Regions from separate parts of the Mus musculus genome. Here regions 2 and 3 are each linked to region 1. A link is a loop called in an ENCODE intact Hi-C map of the cell type or tissue named here. Cell type or tissue: gastrocnemius. All regions are shown on one strand.

Region 1 (8,000 bases):
GATGGCTGCTTTAAACTCTAGTCTCCATCACTTCTCTCCAAGATTCCTCAACAGAAGACTTTGTTTTTTATTTTACTGATTTTTTTATTTTCATGTATGTTTGTTGTCTGTGAGGGTAATGTACCACTTGTGTGTCAGGGACTATGGGTGACAGAAGACAGGGTCAGGCCCTAAGTGAACTCTGCGAGATCACATGCTCTTCACCACTGAGCTGTCTCTGCATCCCAGCTCTGACCCTGCTGCTTTCCTGGAAAGAGTGTAAAGTGTGGATGGATCACCTACTTCCCTCGAACTGTGCATCTACCTGCCTGCCTGCCTGTCGGCTGCTCAGGAGCTGTGCCAGCAGCAAAGTGTTAGGAGAATCCATACTAACGTATTGATTCTTCTTTCATGTGACCAGTCAAAATTATATTACTCATGTCCATATGTAAATGAATTAGTTTTTATTTGATTTCTTGTGGTGCTAGAATCACACCCCTGTCTCAGTGCACTCAGCAAGGCTGTGCTGTTGAGCTACACTGCTAACCCACATGTACTTTTTTGCATGTGTGCTAAAAGAACATTTCTGTTTTCTGTTTCTCACGTCTTTCCCTTTTCCATATCATTGAAACAGAGTCTTTTAGCCCAGGCAGGCCTTTGGCTTAAGATTCTCCCATCTCTGGTTCCCAAGTGTTGGGATTACAGACATGTATGAACATGTCTTGCCATTTCACTCTTCTTAGGGGCCAGAGATGGCTTGCTCAGCGGTAAGTGCTTGTTGTGCAAGTATAAGTACTTGAATTAGATGTTTGCACCCACATAAGGAGCCAGGCGTGGCTGTGCACACTTGTACTCCCAGCGCAGGAGGGAAGACAGGGAGACAAGGATTCCAGGGACTCTGCAGCCAGCCAGGCTAATAGATCAGTCAGTATCAGGTTCAATGAGAAACCCTGTCTCAAAAGAATAGGGTAGGGGCTGGTGAGATGGCTCAGCGGGTAAGAGCACCCGACTGCTCTTCCGAAGGTCAGGAGTTCAAATCCCAGCAACCACATGGTGGCTCACAACCATCCGTAACGAGATCTGACTCCCTCTTCTGGAGTGTCTGAAGACAGCTACAGTGTACTTACATATAATAAATAAATAAATCTTTAAAAAAAAAAAAAAAAAAAAGAATAGGGTAGAGAGTGATAGTAGAAGCCAACATTGGCCTTCACAGATGCATGCATGTACAAGTGTAAATACTTACACACATGTGCACACATCACATACACACACCAAAATAAATTATGTAATGGTCTCATAATATTTTAACACTGACTTATTTTCAAATTTACAACTTTAGATCTTTATAAGAATTATAAATTTAGGAAATATATGACTTTAATAGGTGTACAGTATAAAATTTGTATAAGAACCAAGATATTTCCTCTGAATACAAAATAATAAGATTTTCTGTTTAGTTATTGGGTAAAGAACATTATAGTCTGATAATAATTCTTCATGCTTATGGGGAGAAATCCTGATAGAAAGAAGTGTATCTTAAAATAGTTGCTTCAGTTCTACTGCAGGAACTACTGATTATTACTGATTGTTGTTGAGAGTTTAAGACTCAAAAACTCAACATAACATCCAGTACTTTTTCATCGGCAGTGTACTGCTGAGGGATTTAACAGTTAGCTAAGAACATTACTGATAATCACGTGGTCTGTAGGATGAGCCGCTCAGATTCAGACATGAACATCATACTTATGTGAGTCAAGTTTTCCTATATAATAGACGCATAGCTTAGGTTTACTTGTATCATTTCAGGTAATGCATAACTGATTATATTGACCAGCGTTTATAGTAAGCTGATGTCAGATAGTTACGTGGAGTGGTACCGAAGCATTTATTTTGCTGCCCGATAAAATGGCTAGTTCTTTGTTCACAGCAGAACTTTGGGGAAAGAGTTTATTTCCATGTCTAAGCAATAGACAGGGCTGTGTCACTTGGACGGGCAAGAACAGCTGGATTAGCAAACACCTTTAGGATAAACCTACACACCTTCCTCAGTCTGCCCCGGAAGCCTGCGGGGCAGCTCTGACTCTGCTTGTGTTGTTTCAGCACCTGAAGGTTCCAGTTCCTGAGGAAATCTCCGTGGATCTAGGTAAGTTTGAAGCACCCGAGTCCCTGAAGATTAGTGTCTCCATCAAACTGTGGCTCGCCTCAGATCCGCTGTTTTATGTTAGTTTAGTCAGGCTACTTTAACCATGTGACTCACAGCTGAAAGAGAGTCTACTACACTGAGAGGATGAAAGGATGAGAGCTGGCTTCTGACAGGAAGTGCAGTAACTGCACTGAGTAAGTTCTCTGGTGTAGTAAGTTCAGTGTGGATGTGCAATGTCACTGTGCTGCCAGTGTCAGGCTGCATAGACCATCTCTTTAGATCACTTAATTCCTCTTCTTTGTGCAGAAAAGAGAAGACCTGAGCTTATTCCTGAGGATCTGCATCGCCTCTACATTCAGACAATGCAGGAGAGAGTCCACCCTGAAGTTCAGAGGCACTTGGAGGATTTCCGGTAAGCTGGGGTTAGAGAAAACTTGGTGTGCTCATTGTGAGTTATTTGGCTTATATTTTTAAATAGGAAAAAGCTACATATGTAAACCATATGACCTTAGCCCTGTCGTTAAACATAGTGGGCATCTGAAGTCAGAGGGTGGATGAGAGTCCATAGTCTCCATTCAGGCCCTTTCAGCATGGAGGTGGCTCAGTGCAGCATCTTGACCCTCAACTTGTTAGGTCAAAGTAGGAAACAGGACATCCTGCCTGTCCATAGTCAGTTGTAGGTAGGGCTGTCTAGACACCTAGAGGGAGATAGTTTGCTCTCTGCTGAGATATTTTTTCCTAACTCTTTTAGACAGAAACGCAGCATGGGGCTGACCTTGGCTGAGAGTGAGCTGACTAAACTTGATGCAGAGAGAGACAAGGACCGGGGAACTCTGGAGAAGGAGCGAGCATGTGCGGAACAGATCGTTACCAAAATTGAAGAAGTGTTGTAAGTCAGAACGGCATGCAGAAATGCTGCTTTTGCTTGGAGCCCTCTTTAAGCAGATCTGGTGGAGCAGTCAGGTTGCAATGTGTAGAATTATTCGTCCTGACACTGGAAATGGAATTTTTTTCCTTTTGAAAGTTCTTGCCTTCTCCGTTCTGAGTGTTGGTTAATGAGTAACTCCAAGACTTGTAGTCAGTGATAAGCGCTGGTGACCACTTTCACTGCATGACTTAAGGCCTTGGGCAGTACTTGCTGCTGTGGAACACACTCATCTAATGACGCAGCTGTGAAATGGTGGGGGTCCTTTGTGGAGTAGAGTTGCTTGAGTATTTTATCCTTGATGTACACGGGACCCTAATCATTTAGTTCTTTTCTGTTGTTTCAGGTGTCTAAGCTTAAATAGCAAATCTCTGATTAAATGTATATGTTTCTTTGATCTTTTTGATGGCACCTTGGATTGAACCCAGGGCCTTGAACTGTGTTGTGTGACTTACAGATAGATCACTTCCAAATGTATCACTGACTTATAGATAGACCATCTGCAATTGTATGTATTTCACCTTAAAATATTCCTATTTTTAGGATGACTGCTCAGGCTGTAGAAGAAGAAAGGAGGTAATATAATGTTCCCTACCCCAACTAGAGCTAGGTTCTCTCTCTGCTCTAAAATGTCTGTTTCTTTAAACTTCATATGTAGACTGTAGGCTCCCTCTGGTGGCCTGTTTTTTATTTGGTTTGTAACTCTAGTGTCATGTGGATAGAATTGGTTTGTGTACTTTTTTTTTTTTTTTTAAAGTTTCTGCCTTGATTAATTTCCATCATTGGGCCTCTAGAAATCACTTGATCTCTTTATTCTGACCATCCTTCTCACATCAGAATTCTTACAGTATTCAATCGTTTCTCCTCCAGTTCCACAATGCAGTATGTAATTCTCATGTATATGAAGTATTTGGGAGTAAAAGTGAAAGAACCTCGAAACTTGGAGCACAAGCGGGGTCGGATCGGCTTCCTTCCAAAGATCAAGGTGCGGCTGGGGCAATAGCACAGGGGCTACCTTGCCATTCTGCACATTTGCGGACAGTGATTCCTTCCCAGCGTTTACTAAGGCAGCACATCAGCACTGAGCATCGTGATAGGTCTAACTTGGTCTCTCTTGCCAAGAAACTATCTAGTGAGAAATCCACACATAGAAAAGCTTATTATTAGGTAAGGTAACGTTTATATGCCTGCCGCCTGCAAACCAGTACCTTAGACTGTCACTTCAGGGCACCTGTCTCAGTAATTATTAGGTTTTATTTAGTGTTTCTTAGAGTGTAAAGGTGTGTCCCTAGTTTTTAGCACGGTGCTTTCACATACTATGAAAATGTTGAATGGGTGAATGATGCTGTAAAACAGCAAATGTTTGTCAGCAAGCTGCTGGTAAAATTGGCTTTTTACTTTCTAAGAGCATTATTTGTGTTGAAAGCTGAGCTTGGTAGTGCAGGCCTGCATCAACAGCACTTGGGAGTTACAAGCAGGAAGATCCAGAGGTCATGGTCACCCTTGTCTATATAGTGGGCTTAAGGGCAGCCAGGACTACATCAGATGTTGTCTCACACCAAAAATGCAAAAGCAGAAAATAAGGCATGCTGAGCTGGAGGTTCACACGCAGCTCGGCTCCATGGGCGCCGTGGTTCTTTTCTGAGTATCGTGCCATTTCCTTTCAGCTGGCCATTAGAGTCACATTGCTGTATTTGAAAACAACAACAAGACCTACTATTCCATGTCTCTTATCTTACTGTAATTGTACCTTGAATTTAGCAAAGCATGAAGAAAGATAGAGAGGGCGAAGAAAAAGGGAAGCGAAGAGGATTCCCCAGCATTTTGGGACCCCCAAGAAGACCAAGCCGCCACGACAACAGTGCAAGTACGTTGAAGCTCGAGGTGCTGTTCTTGCTGCCTTTCCTCAGAAGCCTGTTTGGTCGGGAATGTGTTGCTGGAGGCAGCTGCTCTGCAGCTGCTGTTGCTGATGCTGCACTCTGCCTTGTTTCCCCTAGTGCTGTTCTGAACAAAGCTCACCTACGGTGCTGTATTAACTGATGTGAACATCTTCATCAGTGACGTGTGCCATCCCATGCCTGCCACGGCTTCTTATCTTTGATTTTTATCTTATTCAATTTAAAAAAAAAAAAAAAAAAAGCTTTGGGCCAGGGAGCTAGCTCAGTTGGTAAAGCTCTTAAAAGAGACATTCAATCTGCTGTAGAGCCCATGTTGAGGAAGAATGCCGAATGTAGTAGCTGGAATCTGGGAAGCCAGAGACAGGTGGATCCCTGGCCTGCTAGCCTGACCTACGTACTGAGTTCCAGGTGAGAAGAGGCTGGACTTAAAAAAGAATGTGGACTTTGACTGAGGAATGGAAATAGTACTCAGAGTTGTCTCATTCAGACCTGCACACCACACGCACACATACACACATGCATGCACACCCCTGGTCATCGATCACTCCACCATGACTTGTCTAGTCCCTTTGTACTTACTGTTACTTACTTTCTGCGTATTTCTGTGGTTTCCATGTGTCCACTGTGCTTTTTCTGACAGCCTGTCAACCCCATCTGCAGAGCGAGGTCAGACCACCAGACAGTGTGGCAGCAGAGACAGATGTGGTACTAGGAAGGTAGCCAGCCTGTGCTGGGCTTCTCACCTGAGGTTCTGGCATAATGGGGTGACAGTTTGGTTGGAGAGCAGTGATGCTGCGTCTCCAGGACATGGGGAGTCCTGCAAGTGCCAGGCAGAGGCAATCTGCGAAGAAGGAGAAGATGGACTTAGATTCGGGCTGTCCAGAGCCATGTGAGGATGCATAAGGTAGCAGAGGATGACCCGAAAGAATCTGATGTGAGCAAGAGTAAGGAGGAGGGCAGTCTTTGGTACAGCGGAGATATTGTGAATATATAGGGAAAGGTGGAGAGGGATAACACTCACAGATAGAGGCTGCATCTTTAATTTTTCAGGAGATAAAACTGTCTCCCAGCATTCCCTCTGCCTCCACGGCCACTGCTCTTGCCAGCTTCTCCTTCTATGTTCTTTCTTCTGCTCCATCCCTCTTAACTTTCCTTATCTGCTCTCTCCTTCCTTACCCCAACCCCATTTATTTCCCTCCTGTACAGCCGCTCTGCAACACATGCTTCTGACCATTGCTTTCTGTTCAGTTGGCAGGGCCATGGAGATACAGAAGTCACGCCACCCGAAGCACTTATCCACTCCCTCGTCTGTGAGTCCTGAGCCTCAGGACCCTGCCAAGTTGCGCCAGAGTGGAGTAGCCAATGAAGGAACAGACACTGGATACCTGCCCGCCAGTTCCATGTCCTCTGCCACCTCAGGGACTGCTCTTTCCCAAGAGGGAGGGAGAGAGAATGATACAGGTGAGTCATTCATTAGAGTAAACAGTGGAAAAATGGAAGATTTTAATTACAAATGAATCCCAGTTTAGTTTGATTTAAATATTGTAGTATTCTACAGTTCACAATAGAAATATGTTGAATGATAGTTTTTTATTTTCCTAAAAATCAAAACTCCAAACCACTGCCTGAACTCTTGAGGTGTTAACTATACACAGATGCCGGCCATTTGAAGCTTATAAGATGCACGAGGAAAGTCACAAAACTAAAAATCTACATTGGAGCCCCTGGGTAAGGTGATAGAGCCAGAGTCACCTTCAAGAGCCAGAAGCAGAGGGATCAAAGGTTCAAGGCCATCCAGGCACACACAGGGAGACTGTTCATAAATAAGAAGAGAAGACCCAACACCAGTAGTTGGAAAATTTTTTTCATTCCGGGAAAGAAAGATAAGGGGGATTGAGGAAACTGGCTAGTTGTTATTGGCAAATAAATCTTCTGTTTTCTAAAGGAAGCAGAGTTGAGACTTTAAAAACACACACACACACACACACACACACACACACACACACACACACTTGATGCAGACTTACGGGACGGATAGAGAAGAAGGCTGCTCAGAAAGGAAGGCGCACTGAGCACAGGGTGCCTTGAGCTGTGTCGCCTCGCTGATCAGATGGATCCTCTACCACGTGAGATCCAGGACCAAACGCAGGCCATCAGGGTGGCAGCAAACACCTTTCTTTCATCATGGCAGGCCCCAGATAAACTTTAAAGAAAATCTGTAAATTTGAGACCCTGAAGATTTTTTTCTTTTACATTGATGATAATTCAGTAACAAGAAGAGGTCAAATATTTGAATCATAGCTATTTCCACACAGTAGGAAAGGGAAAAAAATGAAAGAAAGCCAGGTCAGCTATACAGTTTTTCATCCTTAAATATGAACATCATTCCTCATTCCTGGAAACATTTGCTTCTTAAAGTTAAGGCATGAGGCAACACACAGCTCCATACAGTTAGACAATGACATAGAAAAGCCACCCCTAGAGGAACAGCTTAATTTTGATAATGCATAAGAACTTTAAAATTGCCTCTAAAGTGATATACTTGGGAACATTAAAGAAACAGTGTAGAGTAGGACCTTATAAGAATATTTCAGAGATAAACTTTAAAAGTTAAATATAGTAGAGTAATTATTGTTATTAATTGCTGTGTGAAAATCACTCCAGGTTTAGTGGCATAACACAGAGAGTATTCTCATGTTTTTGTAGCTGTTTGTCTAAGTGGTTCTAACATGAGGCCTCTCGGGACAGTAGGGAACACCCTCCTCCATACTAGATAACTCAGATGAGGCCTCAGCCCAGAGCCCCGGGGCTCTTTCAGGAGTTGCTCCAGTGTTCCAGGATGCTATAGCTGACTCCTTAGAGTGATCTAAAGGAGGGAGTGAGGACAGAGTTCTGCTGTCACCTCAGCCAGTGAGAGGCAAGCCACCAAGTCATCCATACTTCAGGGGACACAGATTCCTGAAGGAGAATTAAAAGTTTATGAACATGTTTTTAAACCACTGCAGTTGCCGGTATTTAACAGGCTGTTTGTGTGTAGAATCCCTGAAAGTAG
Region 2 (8,000 bases), 210 kb before region 1:
TCTCTGCCCCCTTTAAACCTCCAGGCTGCCTCCTATCTCACTCTTTTGTCTGGTTTCTCTCTTGCTAACTGAGGCAGGAGGATTAAACCTAAGGAACTGTGTTCACCAAGCTAGCTCTTCTGGCTCCAGACAGCATCTTTTCTCTTCACTCATCCCTCTCTCTCTCTGTCTCTCTCTCTGTCTCTCTCTCTCTCTCTCACTCACACACACACATACACTCACTCTCACTCTCTCTCTCTCTCTCTCTCTCTCTCTCTCTCTCTCACACACACACACACACAGAGAGAGAGAGAGAGAGAGAGAGAGAGAGAGAGAGAGAGAGAGATGCCAGTGCCAGACTGGATTTAAACCCTAACTTCATCATCTCCTGACTGTCTTAATCTCCCTTGGTTTCCCCATCTATAAGTGGGGGCTAATGACTTTACTTTTCTTTCTTTTTTTTAAAAAGATTTATTTATTTATTTTTGTGTATATGAGTACACTGTACATGAACCATCATATACCTTCGGAAGAGCAGTCAGTGCTCTTAACCACTGAGCCATCTCTCCAGCCTGTGACTTTACTTTTCAACTAAATAAATGAGTGTTAAAGTAAAGCAAAAAACAAAACAAAACAAAAACAAACAAACAACCCAAAGATGCCCTATGGGGCTTAGAGAGATCACTTGGTGGAGAAATGCTTACTTTGCAAGCAAGAGGACCCGAATTCCGTCCCTTGGGTGGGGTGGCCTGCACCTGCATTGGGGCCAGCCTATCCTACTGGGTGTGTTCCAGGGCAAAAATAGGCCCTGTCTCTAGATAGAAGGGGGCTAGTACTTGATGAATGACCCTTGAGGTTGCTCTGTGCTCCCCCACACTGCCCCACCCCACCCCCGTCCCCATCCAGGTACACCCAAACCCAAAGATGTTGTATTGTTAGTATGGAGCACCATTCTCCATACTAGTGGAGCACGTACTCCTAATGGATGAATGAAGAGATGAACAATAGCTAAGACAATATTTGCCAACCTCTCCCCTCCTCCAGATCCCATCCCACCCCAGCCCCAGTCTTTGGAACCCTTAAGCTTTGCTTCCAACTGTGAACTCCCAAGATTCTGTCTCTCTCAGTGCTTTCCTCCCTGAAAAGTCTACACCCTTGCCTACACACACCCCAACCCCAGAGTCCTAGGTAGTTAGCTCTTGGACATAAATATATAAACTTCTCTGGCTTCTAGAATACTGAGGCTCAGAGAGAAAACAGGGAGATTCCATGTGGAGAAAACTGCACCAGGCCCTAAAGTGCTCAGAGGACCAGACTCTGAGTGCACAAGGCCATGCAAATGTATGCAAATAGAGATACGGAAATCACAGATGGGTTCTGCAGAATTGGTGCAGGCATTTTTCTGGGAGGGTGGCCTGTGAGCCCAGCTGTAGATCAGACACTGAGCCCAGGGAAAGAGCCCAGCAAGGAAAATAGGATATGTGGAATGAAGGGACAGGCTGAGAATATCCCAAAAGTGGGACTCCCAGAGCCACATGTACCTCCCAAAGCCCTTACCTGATCTCCAGAAGAAAGGAAAAGAAAGTCCCTTCCTTCTTGCCAGGAGGGGCAAGTGGGTATGACTGGGCCAGGCAGTTTGCCCAGCCCTAAAGACTCACTTAGGCTGTCCCTGCTCCTCCACTTGGCACTTAAACTTTCTGAGGTCTGCTGTGCCCACTATCGTTCCAGGACCTGAGGGCAACAGAAGGAAACATCAAGTCAGTGAAAGAAAAGGGGGTCCGGGTGGGGGAGTGAGCTAAGAAGAGCCCACATAACCCTCCACATAGGCTGCAGAGTTCCAATCATGTCCTGCACCGTGCATGCAGGATGCTCGCTCGGAGTTCAATCCCCAGTACTAAGGGGAAAATAGAGAGGATATAGGTGGGCCTCTCCATTTCCCCAGCACCAGATCAGTTCCAGCTTCAAAAAAAGAGGGCATTTAAATGGTTCACTAGAGCAAAGAGAGTAGTGCTGTGAACACAGAGGAGATTCTGTTCTTGGTGTTTATGGGCTGTGTTGTGTGGCAAGTTAAACTCCCTAAGCCCCAGTGTTCCCATCTGTGAAATAGACACCATGCTACTATTACAGGGGTTGTTTGGTTGTTTGTGTACTGAGTTGTTTGTTCATTTGTTTTTTTTTAAAGATTTATTTATTTATTATATGTAAGTACACTGTAGCTGTCCTCAGATACTCCAAGAGGGCATTAGATTTCATTACGGATGGTTGTGAGCCACCATGTGGTTGCTGGGATTTGAACTCGGGACCTTTGGAAGAGCAGTTGGCACTCTTAGCCACTGAGCCATCTCACCAGCCCCTGTTCATTTGTTTTTTGAGACAGGGTTTCTCTGTATAACCCTGGCTGTCCTGGAACTCACTTTGTAGACCAGGCTGGCCTCGAACTCAGAAATCCACCTGCCTCTGCCTCCCAAGTGCTGGGATTAAAGGCATGTGCCACCACCGCCTGCCTAAATATTTATTTGTTTGTTTGTTTGTTTGTTTGTTTATTATGTGAGTACGCTCTCTTCAGGCACACCAGAAGAGGTTGTCAGATCCCATCACAGATGGTTGTGAGCCACCATGTGGTTGCTGGGTATTGAACTCAGGACCTCTAGAAGAGCAGTCAGTGCTCTTAACCACTGAGCCATCTCTTCAGCCCCTACAGGGTTTATTTAATGTGCATTACATTTTGGAGAATGTCTTAGACTCTATAAGGGGACCCTGTCTCAAAATTGGAACCGACTGGGAATACAGCTTTGGAGTTGCTTAACATGCATAAGCATCTTGATTCTGAACTTACAGCACTTCAGTAATAATAATAACAATAACAATAATAATAATATTAAAGACACCCTTAAAGTTTTTCAGCACCATGCTAAGTCCAGAGCGGAAGCACAGTAAGCTTGGGGTATTATGAATGGAAATCTCAGGAGAAAAGTATACTTTAAAAAAAAGATTTATTTATTTATTATATGTAAGTACACTGTAGCTGTCTTCAGACACTCCAGAAGAGGGAGTCAGATCTCATTACAGATGGTTGTGAGCCACCATGTGCTTGCTGGGATTTGAACTCAGGACCTTTGGAAGAGCAGTCAGTGCTCTTAATTGCTGAGCCATCTCTCCAGCTCCTTCCTTCCTTCCTTCCTTCCTTCCTTCCTTCCTTCCTTCCTTCCTTCCTTCCTTCCTTCCTTCCTTTCTTTCTTTCTTTCTTTCTTTCTTTCTTTCTTTCTTTCTCTTTCTTCCTTTTAAGGCTGAAAAGCCCAAGACCATCCTCGGAAATGACTTGGGCTGGGGCTGGGGGTGGAAGGTTAATGGGGATCGTATCTGGAAAGGAGATGAAAAGGGAAGCTCTGCCCTCCTGTCAGCACACGGCTTTCTGAGCTGGCTGGATGTGTTCCTCTGAGGCACAGAGTCACTCGCTGGCCCCTGAAGAGTGGGAGATTTTTGCCCTTGCAGGCTCCATCTCTGGCAAATTGCAGAGTTTGGATAAGTCACTCCAGTCCCTGAAAAGTGAACTCCATCACAACTGCTGACATTGGCGAATATTCTCCACACCCTTCTCCCTCATAACTTGGGACCAGAGGTGATTGATGGTGGGAACCGGCAGGAAAGGGACAGCCGTGTCTCTCTGGAAAGAGCCCTGGAAAGAGTCAGAAGAAGCTGCTGCAAGTGACAAGGGTAAACCACAGGAAATCAGCCCGGTTTAGTCACCTGCTTAGCTCTCATAGATAGCAGTTATTAACCACAGGCCCCGTTGTATAGATGAGTAAAATGGGGTCAGAGAGGTGAACAGCCTGACCCAAGCCACGGCGGTGGTAAGCGGTTGGAAGGCAAGACCATTCGCAGCAACCCCTTGTCTTCTCCAAACACTCGCAGGTTCTGAGCAGCACTGCTTACTCTTCTGGAGCCCAACTAGGCAGAAGCCTGGGGTTCCCCGAAAGAGCAAAACTGCCCCAGGAGTAGGAGCCGCTGAGGGCGTGATGGGGAAGGACTGCCAGGCGGGGTCTCGACGGACAGGTGTTCCTCAGGGTCGGGACCCGCCCCGGCAGCACCTTGACACCCCTCTCCCGGCCCCCAGTTCCACGTATGCAAATCCCTGTTTTGCATGGGCCCGGGACCAAGCGCGGGGGCCCTGCCAGGGGGCGTGGCCGAGGCCCCCGCCCCGCGCCGCGTGCTCACCTGGGGAGTGTGCTAAGCCTGTCCGCGGAGTCCTGCCGGGGCCGGAGCAGCGGAGTGTGCGACCGAGGTGGCAGCCGCTCCTGTAGGGGCTGCAGCTGCGGCGGCAGAGGGCGGGAGGAGGGAGACCCTGGCTTCCCCGGGGGCCAGGCTGGGGCAGCAGCGAGGGACCTGGGGGGGCGCAGGCTTTGGCCCCGCCTGGGGCAGGATGGTGAATCTGGAGCCCATGCACACAGGTAAGGGGAAGAGGGAGTGAGCTCCGACAGGTGTCACTGCGCGTGGGAAGGGACCAAGGACAGGGACACCATTGCACCACGCGAGGGGCTGGGGGGTGGGGGTGGCGTTAACTCCTCGGCGGCCAGGAGAGGGCGATGCGGATAGCGGGTCCTTCCGGGCTGGCGTGGATAGGTAGGTATGGGGAGAGGGGTTAAAAGGAGCAACTTTGAAATATGAAATCTTGGAGAACAATGGAGAGAGGCATGAAGTTCCTGAAGCCCCAGATCTGGGGAGTTAGTGCGTGGGACTTGGGTGTGCTGAAGCACTGGAGTCCCAGGAGGTTGCAGGAGTTGGGTGGTTCAATCACTCAGCTAGGGTGTGGACCTGGGAGTGCATACGTGTATCCACATGCTGCGTGTTTGGTGTCCGGGCACCTGTGTGAAATGCAGGCAAAGTGGGCATGGGGGGTGCCTAGGGGAAGTGGGTAGGGTGGAGCAAATCCAAAGGCGCACCTGGGGCAGATGCCATGCCACGGGATCGTTCATTGATTAGGGCTTGTGCAAGCATGTGTTTGTGTGTATGTGTGTCATGAGTGTCTGTCTGTCCCCCTTGTGTGTTGGGAGGATGGGTGGAGTAAGCGCCAAAGAACCTGATGAGACTTGGACCACACGTGTTCCGGTTGTGTTGGAGGTGTGTCCACTCATTATCCATTGGTCATCTATGTTATGGGCTCAATGCATAATGGGTCTATATGCCAGAGGGGATGGCAACAGGCACATCTGAGTCCGATATCCTTTGACCTCCTTTCCTGAGGAAACCAGGAGATGAAATAGCCCGGAGTCAGTTACCCTGTAGCTTACAAATGGGAGGTGGGCGTGGAGAGACCCAGCCCTGTCAATCACTTTGATCCTCTGTGCATTGCTGGGCTAAGGATGCTACTAAGCTAGAAAGTTAGACTTGCTGATGGGTTGAGGTGGGGGAAAGGGCTGATCTTCTCATTGGCTGCCTGAGGTGTTGGGCAAGTAACAGAATCAAAATGCAAAAAGCTGTACCTAATTTGACCACTCACAGCCTAGTACCTTACCTCTTGCACACAGTGCAAGGGCCTAGTAATTTTTCCTTAGGACTTGAGGGTTGCTGTAGAAATTGTATGGATTGCTCTAGAAGAACAGGATGGGAGGAAAGGAGGAAAAGGAGAAAAGGGGAAGGGGGGAGAAAGTAGATCTTCTGACCCACCTCCAAGAAGCAGAACAGGCTAGATCTTCCTGTCTCCCATCACTCCTGGAAGCAGACATTAGTTGGGGTCCAGGAGGGCCCTGATGCCTGGTTTCACTAATGCTGTTTCCCAGCAGGGATGAGTACAAGTGGAGAGATGTTGGCACTCAGTGGCTGGTGCCCCAGGATTTGCCAGGAAGGACTAGGTGAGGTTGAAGGAACCATCCAACTGGGTGTACTCCAGTGTCTGAGGAGAGTCTTCAGACCCAAAGCAATACGTGGACTGGGAAGTTCCTGGGGACAGGTCCTCTGGGCAGGCATTTCACCCCCCCATTTCCTATCAGGAAAGCCAGGCTTCGAATGGAGCTCTGTCCAAAGGTAACTCAATAGAAAGTAGGGAGTTCTCTAGAACCAAAATCAGGGACTTCCTGGGGGGGTTTCCACCTCCCTGCCTACTGGAGGCTTCTCCCTAAGGAAGTGGGAGGAGGTAGAACAGCTGGATCCTAGCAGCTTGGGAGCTGGGAGGGTCTGGTAGAGAGCAAGAGAGGAGAGAAGCTGGGAGAGAAGCCCAGGCCCATCCTCCATGCAAGCCCCCAGCTGATGCTCCTCAGAGGTCTGCCCAGCATCTCTGCTCTCACCAGGGCTCCGGATGGAGTGTGCTGAACCCAAAGTGGGCGATCCCTCAGGATGGGGCCTTATCTGCCTCTGTGTACTTCGCCTGATTTCTCTCTCCAATTGTCTTGAAGGCCTCCCTGCTACACTCTTTAACTAGCTCCCCACCCCCACCCCACCAGTCCCCAGGGTTATTGATCTTCCTCCGTGTCACTCACAAAATCGTGGTCCCTCTGTGCTGTGTGCTCACCATTCAGTGGCCCATCCAAAGGCTCACTGGGCTTGGAGCTTTCTGTGCTGTCCCTGCTTTCTCCATTCAAGGTCTTTGTTGTCATTTGAGACAGAGTCTTCCTCCGTTCATTCGTTCCTAGCTTAAGCTTATATCAAACTCAAATGAATCCTCCTGTCTCAGCATCTCCAATTCTTGGATTACAGGAAAAGTCACTGTAGGCTTTGAGGTTTTTGTAGGGCCTTTCAGAGTGGGCCTGCCGTGTACAGAGGAAGGGACACTCGTCTTTATTTTGGAAACCTTGTGTATTTTAGTCCCTCTATAGTTAACCCATTTTCTGCTGCTCCACTTCCCCTGGAATTCCCACCACCATGCACTTAGGGATGTCTCTGATGGTTTCCTGGATAGTATCAGTGTGATGGGGGTCCATAAACCTGGACATAGACTTGCTTCTGGGTGCCCATTCAGAGGGCACCATAGCTATGTGGTCCTTGACGGCCTGGATACAAACGCTGATTCAGGTTTGCCACAGTCTCCTCTCCGTGTTCTCATAGAACATCTTTCACTGTGGAGCCTGGCGATAAGAGCAAGTAGCAGGGGAGTTCTCAGACTGAGAGGGACTTCCTGTGCTCAGGCCTAAAGGGACAGACAAGAGCCAGTCAGTCAGGATGGGAGAAGAGAGAAAAGTGCTACACAGTCAACTAGAGGGTAGCAGTGTCTGGCCGTGGGTGTCTTTCTATTGTATCTCACTGTCAGCGCAGGGAGGGAGGGAGGTCTAGACACCCCAGACCTGTGCCAGTTGGCATTCAGGAATGCATTTGAGCCAAAAGGCCTGTCAGAGGGAGGGAGGGAGAAGAAAAGTCTACACTAGAAGAGTTGGAGCCTTGGCTGGCTCAGAAATGGCACTGGATGGCCCCAGGAAGTCCTCCCTGTAGAGGGACCCACAAAAAGCAAGTATTTGAGTAAGGAAACTAGATGCTGGTCTAGCTAGTCCCTTCCTAGACCAGAAACAGGGACAACAGGAGAGCGGGGTGAAGCTCTTGTTTGCCCAGGACAGCCTGAACCCAGGAGGGCACTCAGCATGCTGCCTGCATTGAGCACTGCCTTGAGGTGCCTGTGTTTCCAGGTATCTATGGGGGAACTACTTCTGACCATGCCACGGAAAGGCCGAGGCAACTTCATGCTATGATAGCACTAGGCGAGGCAGGTTGTGGTCTACCTGAAGTATCTGGGCGCTCACACTGAGCACCTGAGCCTCCTCAGGGAAGGGAGCATGGCAGAGAGCCGACTCAGACAGACCGAGATAAGAACACAGCGGAGCTGGCCCCACCCCACACCTCTCTCCCTCACCCCCGGCAGTGCTGTCCGACGGGTGAAGGGTTACTGCCAGCCTCTCAGGGAGTTTCGGTGTTGGCCCATTTTTAGGCTGAGACCCAAGGGTTCGTCCCACCCATCAGCATCAGCCTCCTACCCAACAAGAACAGGTTCTTAGAGCATCAGATGCCGGGGACTGAAAGAGGTTTCCAGGCTATCTCAT
Region 3 (8,000 bases), 280 kb before region 1:
TCTGATGTTCCTGGTTGCTGTCTCAGAGCACCCTGGCTCACCTGGGTCCATTCTCAGCAGCCACAGGTATCATGCCAAAACAAATCTGCTGTGTCCTCCATTTGTTACACCCTGCCGACCTCCCTGCAGGAGCTTCCCACGGCTTTCAGGAGGCAGACCCAAGTCGCTAAGATGACCAATAGCTGGGCAAAGTCTCACCGGCTATCGCATGCTGAGTTTATGAGTAGGTGGCTAATGAATGGACGACCATCTTCCACCAGTGACTTAGCTCTAAATGTCACCTTCATGGCTCCTGGCCTGGCGAAGCAAATCAAATTACTCAGTCCAAGGGAGGTCGTCCCCAAACGCATCTCTCTTCTTTTTTTTTTTTTTTTTTTTTTTTCTTTGCCTAAGTGAAAAGTAGAAAAAAACGGAGACAAAGGGTCTGCAAAGGGGACTTTGAAGAGAGGCAGAGAGGCGGGAGGTCGTGCGCCCCCGTGCGGTGATGTGAGGCACTGCAGTGTGGCTGCCGGGCCTTGGGAGCGGTGGGAAGCCTGTGCCTTCCCGGCTCCCAGCACTGACCGACCTGCCTCGGCTCGCTAGGCTTTGATGACCGCCCCCCTCTTCCACAAAGGCCTGGGTTTTGTTTTGTTTTGGCCAGCGCCGGAATGCGTTTTATGATCGCCCTCAGATTCTCTATAGCAGGGAGAAGGCTGCTCTCAAACATATATTCCAGCCGGGTTCCTGTTTTAAACCAGGTTACTCTGTTGCACGTATTGGGGGTGGGGCTTCGCCCAGGATTCGGCTTCTATCAGGGTCAGTGTTTCTCTCTAGGCCCCTCCCTGGGCATCAGGCTGAATTCGTACTTTCTGTAAACCCACCGTGAGCACTCACCGAGCAGGCAATCAGTAAGCAAGAGTTTGCTAGCCCGGCACAGAGGCACATTTTCTACTCCCAAGTGTCTTCTGAGGTAGGCATCTGTTACCATCAATCTGGTGAGGAATCAAGGGCCCAGGAGACCAACTACCCAAGATCAGTCAGCTTGTGAGGAACAGGAGCCAGGGTGCCAGACACTGACAATTCCCTGAACTAGAGGAACTTTAAATAGCTAGCCCCAGGGTAGAGACCACCCTGACAGACAAGCCTCACCCACCACAGAGCAAGAGAGCAATGCAGGTAGCAACAGCAGGCTTCTGCCTGGATCCTGAGGCTCAAGGCTGCAGGGACAGCAGCTAAAGTGGCAGGCAGTTCCTATGGCTGGCAGGATTTAGATATTGAATGTCACCCCACCCCTCAACCCCTAATTCCCAGAGTGCCCTAAGAAAGATCTTCTTGACCCTTGTCATGATGAAAAAAATACAACATCTGAAATGGCACACCGAACAAGGTGGTGGACTGCTCTCAGCGGGCAAGAAGGATAGGACCACTTATAGGCCCGAGCATAGGTCTGTCTTGGCCATATGTCTATTCCTAACCCTGTCGTGGTCATCTGTGTAGTATGTGCCCCACCGGGCTCTGCTCTCTGGAGGTAGGACTTATATCCTCTAACCTCTGGCTAAGAATTCTGGTCTTCCACAAAAATCGCCAACCACACTGGTTCCCTTCTTCCCAACCTCGCCCATTTCCCTAAGTCCCTATTACTACCCAAACTTGCAACGCCTTTCCCTGCCCCGGCTCTCCCTCAACCTAACCGACAGCCTCACTCTCTATTCAAAGCCAAACACAAGAGCTGACAGGTACAATGTAGTAAGTACGGACTCAGCTGACCTGGGTTCAAATCCCACCTCTACAATGCTTAGGAGCATAGACCCCAGGATCCAGGTTGCTGCCTGCAGCCCACGTTGGCCAGTGCCAGGTATGATCCATCAGGATGGGCTGCCTGGCATACTGTGGCCACATCTCAGCCCCCTTACCCATCACAGATGTATACAGACAAGGGACAAGCCCTGCCAAGGCCAGCTAGCAAAGGGTCCCAGGAGTGGGAACAGGTAGGGCAGGGAGACCATTGGCACCTGAGCTCCAGGACACTGGCTCAGGAGCCCCAACTCCTTGGGCCAGCTCCAGCATGTTACAAGGAGAGGTCCCACCCTGCTTCTGGGCAGGATCCCAGCGCAGGAGGCCACCCCACCCCCAGGGCCCTGAATCACCCAGCCGGTGGCTGCTTGATTTACCCAGATCATTCTTGGCTCCGGCTGCTCCTCTTCAGGATGAAGGGAGAAAACAAGGGCTGGTGTGGAGCCAGCTCCCCTGAAAACAGTTAGGGCACATGATCAGAGCCACAGATGCATAAGGCCACACCTGACTTTTTCTCAAACAATTTCCTCCTTGAAGAAGCGTGCATAGGGGAGAGGAAGGGAAGATATCTGGGCCAAGGTCCCTTAGGACACTCCTATAGGGGCTGGGCAGGTGGCAAAGGGACTCAAAAGAGTGAAGACAACAGTCACACCCTAGCTAAGTCTGGAATAGAGGACTGGGGTAGCATCTAGCTCCATGGCTCTAACTCGAGTTGCCCAAGCCACTGAGATCACTACAGCTCATTGTCTCCTGTTTAAGAATAGAAGGGTCACAGTCATTCCAAATCATCCCAGGTGACACAGATCTGCTTCTCCTGTTTGCAGAGCAGGCTTGCCAAAACAAAACCAAAAACAAACAAACAAACAGATGTGGCCATTCAACTTTCTCTTGCCTCACCTGAGATGGTATATAACTCTCTCCATCCTACGAACCATTATCGGCTTGGGGTCCAAACTCTGCTTCCAGTAAAACACAGTAAGTTCCCTTCTAACTATGTGGCATTGGGAAAGCGGTCCCCTTTCTAGCAATGGCCAGCCTTTCTTTGGCTGGTGTTCCATGCTAGACCTTGGGCTAAGCATCTGTCCCCTTGACTGGCACAACCTGCTGGTACATCCCATTTCACAGGTGAAGAAACTGAGGCTTTGTGGGGTAATGGAAGACTTCTAGAAAGTGCAACTAGAAGGTGGGCAGTAGCTGAGCTTGGGCCATTGCTCCTCTCCTGTAGGGGCTGGTGGCGCGTGAATGGGCTCTGCCTTTAACACCAGCAAGGCTTTGCTCCCAGGCCCTGCAGTGAACCAAAGTGTAGTACCCATTTTTACCACAGGGTGTCTCCACACCACCGCTCAACCAGCCTCCCAGGGCAGGCTCAGCCAACTCCTCCCTGCGCTGGGTCTGGTTCCAGCCTACGTCTGCTTTGTCAGACTCTTTCTCCAGCAAGGCCTGAGGACAGCTGGGTGGCCTGGAACAGAAGTCTTGCTTCCCATAAAGGCCCCTAGCCTAAAGCCCTAGGTGGCTTCCTCTCTGACCTTTCTCGATCTCACCATCTTTGTGATCTATTGAAAGCCTCTGGCCAGTGTCAAAGCTCCCATCCAGCCGCGGGAAAAAGCCTAAAGAACAAGATGAAGTGCTCACTACCGAACAGTGGAAGCGCGCCATTAGTTTGGGGCCAACCAATGTTACATAGTTCCAGATCAGCGGGGGCTGCAGAGCAAGACCCTGAGCCAAAACATTGAGGGGAATAATAATAATCACAACAATGATAATGATGAAGAGAAGCAAGGGGTCATGGCAAGAGAAGAGGAAAGGAAAGAGAGAGAAGAGAAGCAACTAGGTATGATAGTTCAGACCTGTAATCCCAGTACATGGGAGGCTAAGGCAGGTGGATTGCTGAGTTCGAGACCAGCCATAACTACATAGGAAGACCCTGTTTCACAAAAATAAGAGAGAGAGAAAGAGCTTAAAGCCAAGGTGCAGACCTGTAATTCAGAATGTGGAGGTAGAGACAAGGGCAGTAAGAGATGGAGACTCTTACTACTCAGTCTGGACTACATGAGACCTTGTGTCCAAATGAGGAGGGGATGATGGAAAAGGAAGAAGAAAGGAAAAAAGCCTAAGGAGACTCTAGGTCCTCTGCGAGCCTTTGTCAGCTTGGAGACAGGCTCAGGCCTTGCTCTGGGACCCCTCTCAGTCTGGCATCATGACTGCTGGCTTCTAGTTCCCCGTATCTCACATGTTCTTAGAAGCCCCTCTGTGATGGTCATCAGAAGAGGTATAATGAGAGATTCCACAAGCCTATGTAAATAGGAACCATTCTGGAAGTCCTTTATTGCAATAGAAATGTTGATTGCCAAGGTGCGGACACTGAAGCTAGGTTGATAAGCTTTTCCAAAGCCACTCTGAAGTCAGCAGAGGTCACATGAGCACAGCCATTCTCCCAAAAAGCCACACTTGACCTTGGAATTGCCTGCTTCCTAGTCCAGGTGCGACCTATTCCAGGGTGCTAACAGAGAAGAAAGAGCCAGGGATTCTGCAGTTAAGGAGGTCGGGAGCCAGGGTAGGTGAAGGCTGGCTACTAACAGATCAGGACTGGAGCAGGAGGCCAGGAAGGCTGGCTCCCAGAGCTGTGTGGAGGACCTGACTGGAGAGACTGGCTGGCTGTGTGAAGCCACTGTGAATGTAGAGGAGAGAGGGGTGCTTCCTACAGTGCCTCTGCAAAGGCCACAATAGAGGACGCTTTCCCTAGAAACCTGACCAACCCCATCAGCCTCAGCCACAGCCCTGCCTCCCTGCCTGCAATACAGGATCCCCTCCACCACCAAAGCCACGCCAAGGAGAGAAGCCTCTGTGTGCTCTCTCTACAAGAGCCATGTCAGGATAATGGAAGCAAGCTTGGAGCCAGCCAACCCACACCTGGCCATCAAATCACAAGCAGCCAGCCAGTTGAACATGGCGTGTGCCATCTGGCCCCCAACCTAACTACAGCATCTGGGACAGACATTAAATAGTGTCCTTTATGGTGAGGGTTTGGTGATCCACCTAACTATGCACTTCCCACAGGCCCAAGGTCGTGGAGTTAACTGAAGTCCGTGCTGGATTTGAACCCTAGACTCCTTACTCTTGAACCAGACCATCACCCAGTCCGCCATCAGACAGCTTCCTGGATCTCGGTTTCGTCATCAGACCAAAGATATCTAATCTGCCTCCCTCGAGGCTGAAACGGAATGAAAGGTAGATTGCGAAAGGCTTTGAAAAATTAAAATTGTGTTTCGAATGACCAAACCATGGCTGTACATGAGGAGGATCTCCATAGAGCTCCCCGGGGTGGGCCAGTAGCTTGGCTCAGAGATGTAAGCAGTACTCAGCCAAAGCAAACATCCGAACATCGCTGAGCAAACACCTCTGCATCGTTAGGAGGATGGATGGTCCTCTCTAAGCCCCCGTAGAAGCGATTCTCAGGTACTCCACAAAGCAGTTAGCCACATCACTGCGCTACATCACTTCTTGTTGGGGGCTGGAGGTCAGGGGAGCAGACTTGCAAGGTTGGCATACAACTCTGTCCCCACCCTGAGTCCATGCTGGTTGGAAGACAACGTAAGTAAGCAATGCCTATCAATCCTGGGCTGCATATCCCTGTGGCAGCAATTCTGTTTCCAGAAATTGCACAGATGACTGTGCATAAAGCTGGCACCTCAGCTTCATCTTTATAGATAGACTAGAATGCCCTTCCTTAGGAGAGGTCAAAAAAAAAAAATCACCATGGCTGTGCTTTATATATAGCAAAAGGTGAAATTAATCAGATGCTCATATAAAAAATAAAATGTGTGACTAAACAAAGTCGACTTGTACAAAGATCTCTAATATGTATTGTTAAAAGCTACTAGCCAAGGCTTGACCACCTAAGCCAAGGATGATCCTGAACTTCTGGCCCTGCTGCCTCCCCTCTCAAGTGCCAGGGTGACAGATACATACCACCATGCATAGCTTTGTGTTTGCTTGCTTACTTACTTGAGGCCAGGACTTCTTGCTAATTAGCCCAGGCTAGCCTCAAACTCCTAGCAATCCTCCTACCTCAGCTTTCTGAGTTCCGAGATTACAGATGAGTACCACCAAGCCTGGTTCAGAAAAACAAAACAAAACAAAACCAAAAAAAAAAAAAAAAAACCAAGCAAGCAAACAAACGAACAAAAATGTAAATGATTCGGATATACTATAGCCTCTGCTTGAGAGATGGGTGTTCTAAAGTAAAGGGGGCTTATTTTTTCATTATATTCTTATATATACTACTTCTTTTAACCAGGTAAGAGAAGAAGGGGGAGAGGAGAAAGGAGAAGAGAATAACCATGAAAAATAATTTTGGGGGTTCAACCACATGTCTCAGCCCCATCCACTTTCCAAGTTCCAAATCTTCTCCCAGCTCTGACCACTCCGGCCTGTCTGTTTCCACTCCAGCCATAGCCCCTGGAGATGGCTCTCCTCCATTCTGTGGGGACCAAGGACTCCCTTTCATGCCCAGCCACAAGAAGCATCAAGGGTCCCCATGGGAGAACCTCAGATGCTCGGACAGAGGAGGTGCTCTAGGTAGAGCCTTTGTGAGCTCGCCCAGGGGCTTGGTTTCCCATTAGATTCATGGAAGGAGTGGCTATTTAAGACCAAGCTTCAAAGAGTAGAGGATTTTCAAAAATCGCTTTTGGGGAATATGCGGCTTTTATTAGAGGTGTCAGACGCTAATGAGGGCTCTGCATCTTTCCCAGCCTACAGAGTGGCTCTCTCCATCTCGTTCCGCCCCCACTCATTCTGGAAGCCGGATACCCCTACTTTGATGAGTCAAGAGAGGTGGGGGAGTTCAAGGAACAATCGTTTCCCCTCCTCAGCCGTCCTTGCTTTAGAAGCCAAGAGGACCCCAGGGAGGCAGGGGGAAGCCAAGGGCAGGGCTCAGAACAGGTTCAGACAGGGCAAAGGGGTCAGCCCCGCTGCCTGTGCCTCTGTGCAGGATTTCATTGCAACGAATTAGCAAATCTTGGGCCTGCCCCATGCCACAGGGGCTGACACCCTCCACACTAATGCTCTTGGGGACAATGATCTAAGTGCACTCAAAGCTTGCACAGAAGCAGGAACAGCTCCGCGTTGTACGATTCCATCATTACAAACGAGGATGTTTGTAATGCCAGGAGTTGTGTTGCATGTATGTAATCCCAGTGCATGGAAGGCTGGGGCAGGAGGATCGCTGTGAATTAGAGGCCAATGTGATCTGCATAGTGAATTGGGCCAGGCCAGTCTCAGGTACACATGGGTCTCAAAAGAAAGAAAGAGAGAGAGAAAGAGAGAGAGAGAGAGAGAGAGAGAGAGAGAGAGAGAGAGAGAGAGAGAGAGGAAGGAAGGAAAAAAGAAGGAAAAGAAAAGAAAAGAAAAGAAAAGAAAAGAAAAGAAAAGAAAAAGAAAAAAATAATTTTATTGTCTTAGTTTTATTTTGAGATAGGTTCTTAGTATTACAGTTCAGGCTACCCTTGAATTTGTAATCTTCCTGCCCTAGACCCCACGTAAAACTTAAACTAGAAGTTTGCTTGTATCATTGTGAAGTCCTTTGGGGTTTGTTTAACAGGTGTGGTGGTAATGGCAGTGATGATGGTGGTGGTGGTGGTGGTGGGGATAGTGGTCCTGATGTTGGTGATGCTGATAACGGTAGGAGACTGACTGTCCATCATGGTAGTGAGGAAGGGATTAGCAGGTAGAAAATAAATTCATCCTTTAGAGCTGGATAGAAAGAAAACAAGTTTATTTGCCATACTACAGGGGGCAGTGAGCGGGGCAGTAACAGGAGCTCAGCCCACCAGTTGTGAGGCTTCACCCCAGGTTGAATGTTGGTCCAAGTCCCAGGTTAGACCAAGTGAGCTTGAAGCGTATGCTGAGTGTCCAGCGCAGAAGAGCATCACCCAGTTCATCTGGATAGATGACAACACTCTCAAAAGTATCTGCAAAAAGAATATATGCTTCAGGTTTGCACAGATGACTACACGTGTGACCTTACTATAATCATCCTTATTTATAAAGTGAGGACATTAGTTATTAACACTAGATGTGTTTTAGCCTGTAGATTGGACACTAGAAGTTATTCCTTTGTGGGGCATTGGGATATTCAGAAATCCCAAGCTATAAGGGCTTTCTCTCACTTCCTGCCAATGTCTAGGTTGCAATCCAGGGCCGTCCTCTACCTCTGAGTAACACCTCCA

The links. Peaks named below come from ENCODE experiments on the same cell type or tissue, not always from the same donor. Only the 100,000 strongest peaks of a DNase experiment are listed, where the experiment ranks them.
Region 2: it touches region 1 in a loop (5-fold over the local background); 29 of 42 quality-filtered maps call a loop at or near these places.
Region 3: a loop joins it to region 1, with 3 times the contacts of the local background. A loop is called at or near these places in 18 of 42 quality-filtered maps.

The regions. Positions count from the first base shown.
Region 1 is chr9:42,995,983-43,003,982 of GRCm38, reverse strand. Arhgef12 (Rho guanine nucleotide exchange factor (GEF) 12) reads left to right here. Exons shown (of 41, transcript NM_001359232.1): 16 at 2,083-2,125; 17 at 2,432-2,537; 18 at 2,877-3,014; 19 at 3,594-3,626; 20 at 3,921-4,035; 21 at 4,812-4,917; 22 at 6,197-6,409. Among named protein-coding and RNA genes, the nearest start is that of Gm36648, 52 kb to the right of the region's middle. In gastrocnemius, a CTCF peak has its summit at 3,728 (motif pointing left); no DNase peak of the experiment used is centred here.
Region 2 is chr9:43,202,081-43,210,080 of GRCm38, reverse strand. Pou2f3 (POU domain, class 2, transcription factor 3) reads left to right here and starts at 4,326. Exons shown (of 13, transcript NM_011139.2): 1 at 4,326-4,427. The coding sequence starts at 4,400. In gastrocnemius, no CTCF peak of the experiment used is centred here; DNase peaks (open chromatin) are centred at 1,645, 4,174, 4,274 and 7,273; H3K4me3 peaks cover 387 bases.
Region 3 is chr9:43,279,596-43,287,595 of GRCm38, reverse strand. It overlaps D630033O11Rik (RIKEN cDNA D630033O11 gene), which reads right to left. Exons shown (of 3, transcript NR_168927.1): 3 at 7,526-7,742. Among named protein-coding and RNA genes, the nearest start is that of D630033O11Rik, 24 kb to the right of the region's middle. In gastrocnemius, CTCF peaks have their summits at 480 and 3,094; DNase peaks (open chromatin) are centred at 490, 1,990 and 3,131; H3K27ac peaks cover 778 bases.